Linked DNA regions of Homo sapiens: regions 2, 3 and 4 are each linked to region 1. A link is a contact called in ENCODE Hi-C or POLR2A ChIA-PET data. All regions are on one chromosome and are shown on one strand. The core of a region is the stretch at or near the end of the contact, and the rest is flanking DNA. Distances in the headings are between cores, read along the strand shown.

Region 1 (2,700 bases), core at 86-2,585:
TTTCCAAAAACTCATAAAGCTCCTGGCCAGGCCCAGTGGCTCATGCCTGTAACCCCAGGACTTTGGGAGACCACGGCAAGAGGATTGCTTGAGCCCAGGAGTTCAAAACCAGCCTGGGCAACATAGGGAGACCCTTGTGTCTACAAAAACAAATCTAAAAAAAAATTTGCCAGGCATGGTGGTGCATGCCTGTGATCACAGCTACTTGGGAGGCTGAGGCAGGAGGACTGCTTGAGCTCAGGAGGTGGAGGCTGCAGTGAGCCATGATCGTGCCAATGCTCCAGCCTGGGCGACAGAGCGACACCCTGTCTCAGAAAGAAACTATCTTGACTTAGAAACAGATCTATGCTTAAAATTTTGTAAACACGCTGCAGAGCTTCTCAAACAGAGCACTTAATGTGTGCTCAATAAAGTATAAAATCTTCACACAGGTGAAAGCCAGAGGATGCAGCATCCCCCTTTCCTGCACTTTGTGGCAGAGTCACATCAGTCACATAGACCTGCCTAGCACTCCGCCCCAGAAATATTCTTCAGCTCAACAAAGGCCATAGATAAAGGATGTACTTTCTGAACCCCAAATCCATACACAAGAGTGAGTAAACTTATGAAGACAAAGAGCCTGAATGTTATCTGGTCCTGCTCTGGAAATCTTGGACACACAGTTAGCACCCATGAGAAACCCCAGAGAAAGATGAACCTCTAAATCCAGGGCCAGTTTGGTCTCACAAAGGCTGAGATCCCCAGATTTCCCTATGCCTGCCTACCCACCCCAGGAGAAACTGAATTGGAAGTGTGGGATTTCTACAAAACAGCTGCTAAGTCATCTAACTTCATCATCCTCATCCCACCCAGCTCACCTTTTATTTCTTTATTTTTATTATTTATTTTTTTAAAAAACGGAGATGGCGTTGCCCTCTGTTACCTACCCAGGCTGGTCTCGAACTCCTGGCCTCAAGTGATCTTCCCGCCTCGGCCTCCCAAGTCGCTAGGATTACAGGCCCGGCCTGTGTGTTTACAAAACGTGGGCCTGGCCCTAGCCCACCTTTTACACATACACCCATTAGTTCTCGAATAGGTGAGAACATCCGCTCAGGTGGCCATGGAGGGCGCGGGCGGCTTTCTTCCTCAATAATGCTTGCTCGCCGTGGACGGACCTTACTTTCTCTCTCTGTCCCCTACCCTGAGAGCTGAGTCAGAACCGCCCGTGGGGTTCACTCCGACAGCTCCCAGGCCCGCGCCGCGCCGCGGAAACCGTGACTTGCCAGGCCCCACCTCTGCACGCCCCGCCCCGCCCCCCGCGCCCAACCTCTGCGCGCCCCGCCCCGGTCCGCGCTGACAGAGCGGACCCAGGCCCTCGGCCGCCCCGCGTCATGGCCGCGCCGGCCCCGGTCACGCGGCAGGTTAGCGGCGCCGCCGCCCTGGTCCCGGCCCCGAGCGGCCCCGACAGCGGGCAGCCCCTGGCGGCCGCCGTGGCCGAGCTGCCGGTGCTGGACGCCCGCGGGCAGCGGGTACCGTTCGGCGCGCTGTTCCGGGAGCGCCGCGCCGTGGTGGTGTTCGTGCGGGTGAGCGGGCGGCGGGGCTGGAAGGGAAGCGCGGCCCAGGGTCCCGGGCAGGCTGCCGGGATGCGAGCCGCGCCTCCTGCTTCTTAGGACGGAAACGGGAAGGCAGCCTGCCCAGTCGCGGCCGCTTCCCAACTAGGGCGGGGCAGGGAGAGGGCGAGGGCGAGGCCCGCTTCCCACGCGCCGGGCGCCCGAGCCGCCGGTCCCGGCCCCGCGGGCGTCGCCTTTGCTCGCGTCACGCACGGCGAAGTACAGGGATCCTTCGGGGCCCGAGGGTGCTGCTTTACTAACTTGCCCTTTCTGCCGTTTTGGCTTTCAGCATTTCCTGTGTTACATCTGCAAGGAATACGTAGAGGATCTGGCCAAAATCCCCAGGAGTTTCTTACAAGTGAGTTTCCCAGCGTGGGCGGCCCAGTGCCCGCTTCTGCAGACCTTGCGAGCGGGGCGGGGGAGGACGCGGCTCCAGCGCGGAACTTGCAGCCTGGATTGCCCCTCCCCGCAGCTCTCTCCACCCTCGCCCCTCCAAAAGGAGTGAGACGTCAGAGATCTATTTCTGCCCTAACTCATTGGGTGCTGCCTGGTGGTAAACGTACTAACAATTGTGGTGTTGCCTGGTAACCTAGTGCCTGTTCTCAAATGTTGACTGATAATGCCCTAAAACAAATGCTGGAAATGGTTATTTTCTTCCCTTTATTTTTTGTTACACTCCAAATAGCTGCTCATTATGGGAAAATACTAATATATCGTAAAGGTGCAAATGTTTATGTTAATAGGCTGCAAGTTCCATGTCCCTAGGACAAACCACATAGTTGTTTTTCTTGAGGCACAGATAGGTTTGTGCCCAAGTGAGCTTTTTGAGGAAAGGCATTGAGCAGCCTTTATAAAACAGATGTTCTTTCAGCAGACCTTGTCAATCAGGATGTGAAAAAATAACATTGATTAAATAACTGTGCGGCCGGGCACGGTGGCTCACGCCTGTAATCCCAGCACTTTGGGAGGCCGAGGAGGGCGGATCACGAGGTCAGGAGATCGAGACCATCCTGGTTAACACGGTGAAACCCTGACTCTACTAAAAATACCAAAAATTACCCGGGCTTGGTGGCGGGCGCCTGTAGGCCCAGCTACTCGGGAGGCTGAGGCA
Region 2 (2,700 bases), core at 82-2,581, 130 kb after region 1:
TCCATTTCTATGTAGTTGTTACAGTGACCCCTATCTCATGATCCAAATCTGTATTTAGGGTTCTCCAGAAAAACAAGCAGTAGGATTTTTTTTATATGTAGGAGATTTATTAAAAGGAATTGGCTCATGCAAGTATGGATTCTGGTGAGTCCAAAATATGCAGCGTGGGCCAGCAGCCTGGAAACATGGGAGAGTTGATGGTGCAGATGAAAGCCAAAGGCAGTCTCTTGCTCAGGAAAGTCAGGGTTTTTGTTCTGCCCAGGTTTTTCAGCTAATTGGATGGGGCCCATCCACATTATGGAGGGAACTGTGCTTACTGAAAGCTCACCAACTTAAATGTTAATCTCCAAAGATTCATTCCGGATTGACACATAAAATTAACCATCACTGGAGGTAATGATAATAGTCTAGATAAGACAGGCCAGCACCAATAGAGGTTTAAAAAAATCTGAGTGAAAATGGGTATTACAGACCAGAAAACATAATTGGATGTGGGAGTAAGTGCAAAATTACAAGCCTTTGGTTTTGCAAAGATGGTGGTACCGTTTTTCTAAAATGCCCAGGGCAGAAGACACTGCACTTACTGAGAATCATTGCTCAGAAAGTGATTCTCCACCTCGGCTACACATAGAATCATCTGGAAGATTTTAGGAATCTCTGTGTCCAAGCTATGCTGCATACCAGTTAAATCTAAATTCTTGGCGTAAGGCCAGGCGTGGTGGCTCAAGTGTATAATACCAGCATTTTAGGAGGCCAAGGCAGGCGGATCACCTGAGGTGAGGTGAGTTTGAGACCAGCTTGGCCAACATGGTGAAGCCCCGTCTCTACTGAAAATACAGACATTAGCCGGCTGTGGTGGCACATGGCTGTAAATCCCAGCTACTTGGGAGGCTGAGGTAGGAGAATTGCTTGAGCCCAGGAGGTGAAGGTTGCAGTGAGCTGAGATTGCATCATTGCACTCCAGCCTGCTGGGCAACAGAGTGAGACTCCGTCTCAAAAATAAATAGATAAATGAAACAAATAATAAATACATTCCGGATGTGAGACCGGGCATCAGTATTTAAAAACCTCTCTAGGTGATTCCAGAGTGTAACCAGCCTTGAGAACCACTATTGAAAGAAGCAGAGTCATGAGAAGCCTTTTAAAAAAATTCTGCCTGCCCAACAAAATCCTGGAGTACATCAGCCCAAGTTTCATTTCTGTGCTTCTTTATTTTCCTAGCTGGCCTTGGTCGCACGGGCACTCTGATAGCCTGCTACATCATGAAGCATTACAGGATGACAGCAGCCGAGACCATTGCGTGGGTCAGGATCTGCAGACCTGGCTCGGTGATTGGGCCTCAGCAGCAGTTTTTGGTGATGTAAGTAGTAGCCTACGTCTGTAGTTCCCAGGGAACATGTGGGGTTGGAATCTGATGGGGAGTGGAATTTCCTTTAGTTTCCAACAACAACAGATAATCTGGTAGGAAGAAGTTGTTCATGTATCTTTCTGGAAAGCTCTATTTTGATGTTATTTAAATGCTCTAGGAAGCAAACCAACCTCTGGCTGGAAGGGGACTATTTTCGTCAGAAGTTAAAGGGGCAGGAGAATGGACAACACAGAGCAGCCTTCTCCAAACTTCTCTCTGGCGTTGATGACATTTCCATAAATGGGGTCGAGAATCAAGATCAGCAAGAACCCGAACCGGTAATCAAGCCGTTTCTGTTGCGATGTTGTTACTGCTTTAACTGCTATTGAGAACCTGTCAGGGTATGGAGAAAACCGTAGGTAAAATAATAAAGCAGCTCTTGGATGATTGTCAGTTTTTTATATTTATAACCCTCTCTAGGCACTTTTTACCCAAAATAGTGGAAACAAGGTTGTGTGTCCATAAAACTATGTTTTACTTACTCAGCAGGTGCATAAAAGGTTGTGAAGTGAGCTCTTCAGCCAGATCTACCCCTGCCCCTCACCCCTTTTTGCCATTTCACAACAGCTGATTTAGGAAAGCAATCATTCTCAAATAGAGAGCTTTTAACAAATCAAAGGCTTAGGGGGTAGCAGTACTACTACATTAAGTGGTAGTAAGTACACTGAGATTTTAAAAAGAGCGTTTTCAAACTTGAAAGCCCATTAACCCTCTTCACTGTTGATGTGTTTTCTAACAAGAGTGCTGCTGTGTTGTCTCTGAAAGTCAACTTTGGCTGTCTTAAAATGTCACCTGAAGCTTGATTGTGAAAGGGAAAAATATTCTAGAGCTTGCAGAAACTTGGACTGTGTTCATGTGGATAAATTGCTGCTCTGCTGTACTGCATTAATAAGTGCAACTTAAATCATTAGCTCAGTGTTTTTTTACTTACACAGTACAGTGATGATGACGAAATCAATGGAGTGACACAAGGTGATAGACTTCGGGCCTTGAAAAGCAGAAGACAATCCAAAACAAACGCTATTCCTCTCACGTGAGTCTGGGTTCCTTTGTTGTGGTTGATGTTTCTTCATATGTGTGTGGGGTCCTTGGTGAGGGTTTTTCCTGTACATTTTTCTCCATAGTTGCAAGCCCATGATGCCACTTTGAAATGCTTGCCTATGTTATTTAAAACCTAGGGGTGCTGGCCTTGGAAGCTCTCAGCTGTCCCTTGTTTACCTTGGTCCTCATGAGCCTTTATGGGTGGGAAGGCGACATCAGGGATACTTTTTCTCCATGAATAATCAGCATGG
Region 3 (2,700 bases), core at 29-2,528, 200 kb before region 1:
GATCCAGCAATCCCACTACTGGGTATCTACCCAGAGGAAAAGAAGTCATTATATGAAAAAGATACTTGCACATGCATGGTTATAGCAGCACAATTTGCGATTGCAAAAACGTGGAACCAACCCAAATACCCATCAATCAACAACTGGATAAAGAAACTGTGGTATGTATCTGATGATATACTACTTAGCCATAAAAAGGAATGAATTAATGGCATTTGCAGCGACCTGAATGAGATTGGAGACTATTATTCTAAGTGAAGTAACTCAGGAGTGGAAAAACCAAACATCGTAGTTCTCACTCATAAGTGGGAGCTAAGCTATGAGAATGCAAAGGCATAAGAATAACACAATGGGCTTTGGGGACTTGGCGGGGAATGGCGGAGGGCAGCGGGGCAAGGGATAAAAGACTACAAATGGGGTGCAGTGTATACTGCTCAGGTGATGGGTGCACCAAAATCTCACAAATCGCCACTAAAGAACTTACTCATGTAACCAAACACCATCTGTTCCCCAATAACCTACGGAAATAAAAAACAATCAGCAAAAAGCAAGAAAATTCGTTAATGCGCATGGAAACCTAAGATAATTAACATTAAATTTAAATATGTTGAATCAATAAGAGAATTCGGCAAGAAGCAATGTTAAGGGATAAAAACCAAAAGCTTTTCTCTAACACCTGCAGCACCGGGCTCGACCCGCCTTAGAACCCTCACGCCTGGGGGCGCCAGGACAGGGCTCACAGGTCAATGGGTCGGGTAGGCTGTAAAGAGACAAGGTGGAGGTTCCAGGTTGAAAATGTATAAAATTGTAAAGTAAATTCAAAGTTATATCATTTCAATGCTAAATACTTCAGTAGTGATCCCTTTTTTTAAAAAAAAAATTTCTACAAAATTCTTAATTTTTTTTCACAGTTCACAAAAGTAATGGTACTTTTTTTCAATATTTGCAATTCCCAATCCATATTCAGCTTCCCAATTGTCTCCGAAAGTCTTACGGAAAAAAAAAATGTTGGTTCAACCGGGAACCAATGGAGGGCTACTCTTTGTATTTGTCAGTAGCGTTTAAGTTTTAACCTTTAACTTCTCCCTGTTCTTGGAGAGCCTGAGCGGGAGACTTCATAAAAACTCCATCCCCGCCAATTCTGAATCGCCGAAACGTGAGGAGTCACGTCGAAGGCGGACGCAAGAGCTTATGGGAAATGTAGTCCTGAATGAGTCTGGTTCGCCGCGCAGCACTCTGGGATGGGGCTCCTGGGCTCCTTCTGCGCCTGTGCAGCCAGAGCCCCGCCTCCTCATTTGGGTTCTCGAGACTCCCGGGAAGCGGTTTGGGAAGCTCGGGGGTCGGCTCGGAAAGTAGAGGGGGCGCAGCTGGGGCGGGAGGACAGCGTTTGTGCCCGGAAGCGGGAGAGGAAGCGGGAAGTTTGTGGGATCCCCGCCCCCTGTGTCAGTGGATGCGACCGGGCGGGCCCTCGGCCTTCCCGGCCGCTGGAGAGGGACTTCGGCCGCTGGCTCCCGGGGCGGCTGAGGCTGAGCGTTGGTCCGGAGCAGGTGCCGGGTGCGGGCCGCGGTGTGCGGGACCGGAGCCCGGCGCGAGCGGCGGCGGGGGTGGGGAAAGCGCATTTGTAACGCGGGCGACAACGTGCCCGAAATCCCCGGACGGTGGGTCTGCATCGAGACCCCGAGCTCTGGAGCTGGAAAAACCCGGGTAAGTTCCATCTCTGTCAACTGGAAGCCGAGGCGAATGTAGGGACGTGGATGAGAGTCAGGTTTCTCATCTGAAAGTGAGGGTATTAATAATGACTGCTTCATGGCGTTGGTTTAAAACTTTAAGTCACCACCTGTAAAGCAAACAGCCGACTGTAGGCTACTAAGCCATGAGCGGACTGCTGCTGTTATATTTAGAAGACACTTTGTTCCATTCGTTGGGTGCCTATGTATACCTCACAACCACATCTGCATTAAATATAACTGAGGCTCAGGTCACAAGCTAGCAGTGAGGGAGCTGGGGTTCAAAGGCAGGTGTGATTTATTTCCCGTTTCAGGCGCTAATATCACACCTGCCTAAAACCAGCATTGCAGCCTTCACAGCACTTAGCAGAATGTCATGTCCCCAAATACTCAGGGAGTGGATGTAGATGGAATCTTACCATGTGTCAAATGTAGTCTGGATTTCTGGTGTGTCTTCAGATCTCTTGGGTCAGACAGGTTCCTGGCCCCTTCTGCATTGTCAGGGTGTCTCTCTTTTAAGTCTGATGTAAAGAATTCTAAGAGTCAGATTTTTGCCACTAACATGGTTTCTCAGGTCAGGTCGCAGGCTCCTTGAACAGAGCAGCCCTTGCGAGGTGGGAAGCAGGGGTCTCTGTGAACAGTTTTACCTGGAAGAGAACACCTCTCAGACCTAGGCCTCCCTCCCGAGCTTCAGAGCAGAGGCAGAAGAGCCCACAGAGGAGCAGATCCTAGATGTGTATGGTCAGAAGCAGTTCTTGATCCTCCTTCCCAGAATGAGCCAGACTTGGTGAAGCCTCCAGAAGCCACCACACAATGGGTGACAGTGGGTGGTTTGGGCCAGCTTTGAGAAGAGCAAAATGGGCTAGGTGGTGGCCAGGGACAGGCTGCTCAGGAAAGGCCACATCATTGCATAGGTCTGAGGGTAGGGGTAACCGGAGATTCTGTCCCCAGATCCCAAAGTAGCCCCCAGTCG
Region 4 (2,700 bases), core at 162-2,661, 150 kb after region 1:
AATTTTTGTATTTTTAGTAGAGACGGGGTTTCACCATTTTGGCCAGGCTGATCTTGAACTCCTGACCTCAAGTGGTCCACCTGCCTCAGCCCCCCAAAGTGCTGGGATTACAGGCGTGAGCCACGGCGCCCGGCCGCTCAGGCTTTTGTTAACAGCGTAGTGTGTCTTGCACATTTAATTCTGCTGTTTGCTTTTTTAGATTATGCTTTTTAGGTTACAGAAGAGTAGAGTCCGGGAGCCTGGCTGGCACTTGCCAGGTCATATCGTCTTCCTGTGAGGAAGGAAGGGCTGGCCTTGCCTCTGTTTTTCTATCTAGGTCTCGTTGCGTTTTCATGTCACTCTAGTAACCTGAACTCCTGCCTCTCTGGAGAAGTGGTTCCTGGTTGCAGCAAGCATCTGCCTCAGGTCCCTGGCAGGGATGCTTTGAGGGTCCTAAGGTAGATTTCAGAGTCAGTAATCTGGACTGAATGTTGAAATGACCCAAAGCAGCTTCCAGGAATTTGGGATAGTTCTGAAAACCAAAAAGACTTCTTTTAAATTCCAAAATGGACTTTCAGAGATGATGTGGAGAGCAAAAGGAGTCTAACAGTGAGGATTAACTGGGACTCACAGTTTATTTCCCCACCTTCCTCTAAGTGGGTTCTTTCTTTGTGCCTCTTTTGGGACTTTGTCCTGTGTTCACATCACCCTACCTGTTATCCACCTACAGCTTACAAAAGAAAGGCAAATTATGTATAGGTTTTAAGAATTGGAGTTAGCCAAGCTGTAGCCTGGAGCTTTTATCCTACTGAATATTATTCATAATATCATACTAAATAGTATTCATTTCTGTTTGGAGGGCAAGAGGGAATTAGTATATTGGTGCACGGTCTGATTCTGGACAAAATAGTATGAGCTAAGATTGTTGAGTAAATTTAAAGTATTGAGTTGAAATCTTTAAACAGCAGTAGAAAAAAAAATAGAGCACCCTTTTGGGGTCCTTTCATCCCTACCTGCAACGTAGCAGGTTTACCAGTTCCTACTGGTTTGTCATCATCTCTGCGGCACATGGGAACTTGACCTTCCATTTTCATGTTCCTTGGCATCCAGGATGAAGACTCCACCCAAACTCGCTTTGCGCTTAATTGGTGCTTTTGATTTTTGGTTTTACTGAGAGGCTCTTCAGCTTTGGGGAACTTTTTCAAAAACGTCAAAAGAGCAATTACTTGGGGCAGCTGAAAAAATAGGAGTGATGTCTTAACTATTTGTCTTTGGGAAAAGGTGCCACTGTTTCTCACAGAAGATGACTATCCCCTCGTGTATCCATTTGAAGCTGTGCCACATCGAAACCTAAATCTCATGTGGCCACAGGTCTGGGACGGCGGCCAGGCAGCCTGTGTGGCCCTCGGTCCTGCCAGGGCTCTGTGTGGCACCTTCTCATTCCCTTCCCTGAGTCTGGAGAGGGAGGTGAGTGGGCTTCTCTACCTCCCACTTCCTGTTAGAGCTATAAATCCATGCTAACCTTTCTCTTTTAAGAATTAATAAATCCAGTGAATAATTGGCTCCGTTGAATCGGCCTGTTTTCAGTGTTCTCACATGACCTCTCTGAAGAGCTCTCTTAGAACAGTCTTGGAAATTTCATCATGCCCCGAGTGAGAGCCTGCAGCCACCTCATTTGCTCGCATTCACTCATGTCTTCACGCAGCCCTTCCGCTGGTGCGTGTTTGTTAGCTTATGCTGTTTCTTTTGGGCAGGCTCTTCTTTTTTTAAAATGATAACTTCATTCATTTTCTAAGAAACTGGCATGTACAAGTTACTTTAATTCTGAGTTGTATCACTAGGAACCATCACTTTCTGCTGCAGCTGCCAAACCAAACCTAAGGTCCGGGGCTCTGGAGTGCTTTGTACCTAATTCTTCATATTGTGGGGGCTGGGGAGAGAAATGCTCAGGTTCTTTCCTTAGCATCTTTTTTTTTTTTTTTTAAATGAGACAGAGTCTCACTCTGTTACCCAGGCTGGAGTGCTGTGGTGCGATCTTGGCTCACTACAACCTCCACCTCCCAGGTTGAAGTGATTCTCCTGCCTCAGCCTCCTGCATAGCTGGGAATACAGGCGTGCATCACCACGCCTGGCTAAAAATTTTCTTCTGTATTTTTAGTAGAGATGAGGTTTCACCATGTTGGCCAGGCTGGTCTTGACTCCTAACCTTAGGTGATCTGCCTGCCTCGGCCTCTCAAAGTGCTGGGATTACAGGTGTGAGCCACGGCGCCCGGCCTCTTTCCTTAGCTTCTAAAACCACGAGTGTTTTCAGGAGCCCTTCAGTTGGGAGCAGCTGCATCTAGGACCTCTAACTTCTTCAGTGTTCTCGGGTGGCTTTGCTGGTGTCACACCTGCCACTGCCTCTTGACCCTCAGAGTCTCAGATCTGGGCACCTGTTCCGTTGCCTCTGGGTGTTAATTTTTGGCTACTGCCATTATCTCCAAAGTCCATCAGGAGAGGAGTCCCAGAAGGTTGTCTCCAAATGTTTCTTTGTAAAATACTGTTTCTCTCCAGTGTTTTAAAATATTAATGATCCTTTGAAATTCCAGATATTTTCCCACTTGTCTCACTAGCTGGTCTGGATCTTTGACTCAGTGCTCTGTTGGGATCTCTGAAAACGAAATGATCGATTCAAACGCTTCTCCTTGAAGAGCGCAGCAGCAGCAGCATCGGGCGAGGAGC

The links. Hi-C counts contacts between places; a loop is a spot of excess contacts on that map. ChIA-PET counts read pairs that join two places held with the same protein, here RNA polymerase II (POLR2A). Pooled maps may share reads with other maps.
Region 2: POLR2A ChIA-PET joins it to region 1 with 12 read pairs in H1. The contact joins the enhancer-like site here to the promoter of PRXL2C in region 1. A Hi-C loop is called at or near these places in 1 of 168 maps with a recorded cell type or tissue (chondrocyte). POLR2A ChIA-PET finds 5 or more read pairs at or near these places in 5 of 52 experiments (CD8-positive, alpha-beta T cell, H1, HEK293T and 2 more).
Region 3: a map of naive thymus-derived CD4-positive, alpha-beta T cell shows a loop between it and region 1 (16-fold over the local background). The contact joins the promoter of ZNF782 here to the promoter of PRXL2C in region 1. A Hi-C loop is called at or near these places in 1 of 168 maps with a recorded cell type or tissue (naive thymus-derived CD4-positive, alpha-beta T cell), 3 of 37 single-sample maps with no recorded cell type and 13 of 50 pooled maps.
Region 4: a loop to region 1 is called in a map of dorsolateral prefrontal cortex, with 2.7 times the contacts of the local background. The contact joins the enhancer-like site here to the promoter of PRXL2C in region 1. A Hi-C loop is called at or near these places in 3 of 168 maps with a recorded cell type or tissue (HepG2, chondrocyte and dorsolateral prefrontal cortex). POLR2A ChIA-PET finds 5 or more read pairs at or near these places in 7 of 52 experiments (A673, AG04450, CD8-positive, alpha-beta T cell and 4 more).

The regions. Positions count from the first base shown.
Region 1 is chr9:96,653,952-96,656,651 of GRCh38, reverse strand. PRXL2C (peroxiredoxin like 2C) reads left to right here and starts at 1,335. Exons shown (of 6, transcript NM_153698.2): 1 at 1,335-1,562; 2 at 1,879-1,947. The coding sequence starts at 1,371. RefSeq lists silencers at 1,247-1,336, 1,377-1,586, 1,727-1,796.
Region 2 is chr9:96,522,247-96,524,946 of GRCh38, reverse strand. CDC14B (cell division cycle 14B) reads left to right here. Exons shown (of 14, transcript NM_033331.4): 10 at 1,222-1,360; 11 at 1,527-1,686; 12 at 2,344-2,441. Among named protein-coding and RNA genes, the nearest start is that of HABP4, 73 kb to the right of the region's middle. RefSeq lists an enhancer at 1,345-2,544. Within about 2 kb of position 1,331, at least 8 of the 41 ENCODE cell types and tissues checked have a DNase peak (open chromatin) inside an H3K27ac peak, as active enhancers do.
Region 3 is chr9:96,853,092-96,855,791 of GRCh38, reverse strand. ZNF782 (zinc finger protein 782) reads left to right here and starts at 1,278. Exons shown (of 6, transcript NM_001001662.3): 1 at 1,278-1,704. RefSeq lists silencers at 1,506-1,575, 1,856-1,945.
Region 4 is chr9:96,504,447-96,507,146 of GRCh38, reverse strand. The region is part of intron 13 of CDC14B (cell division cycle 14B); the gene reads left to right. Among named protein-coding and RNA genes, the nearest start is that of HABP4, 56 kb to the right of the region's middle. Within about 2 kb of position 1,411, at least 3 of the 41 ENCODE cell types and tissues checked have a DNase peak (open chromatin) inside an H3K27ac peak, as active enhancers do.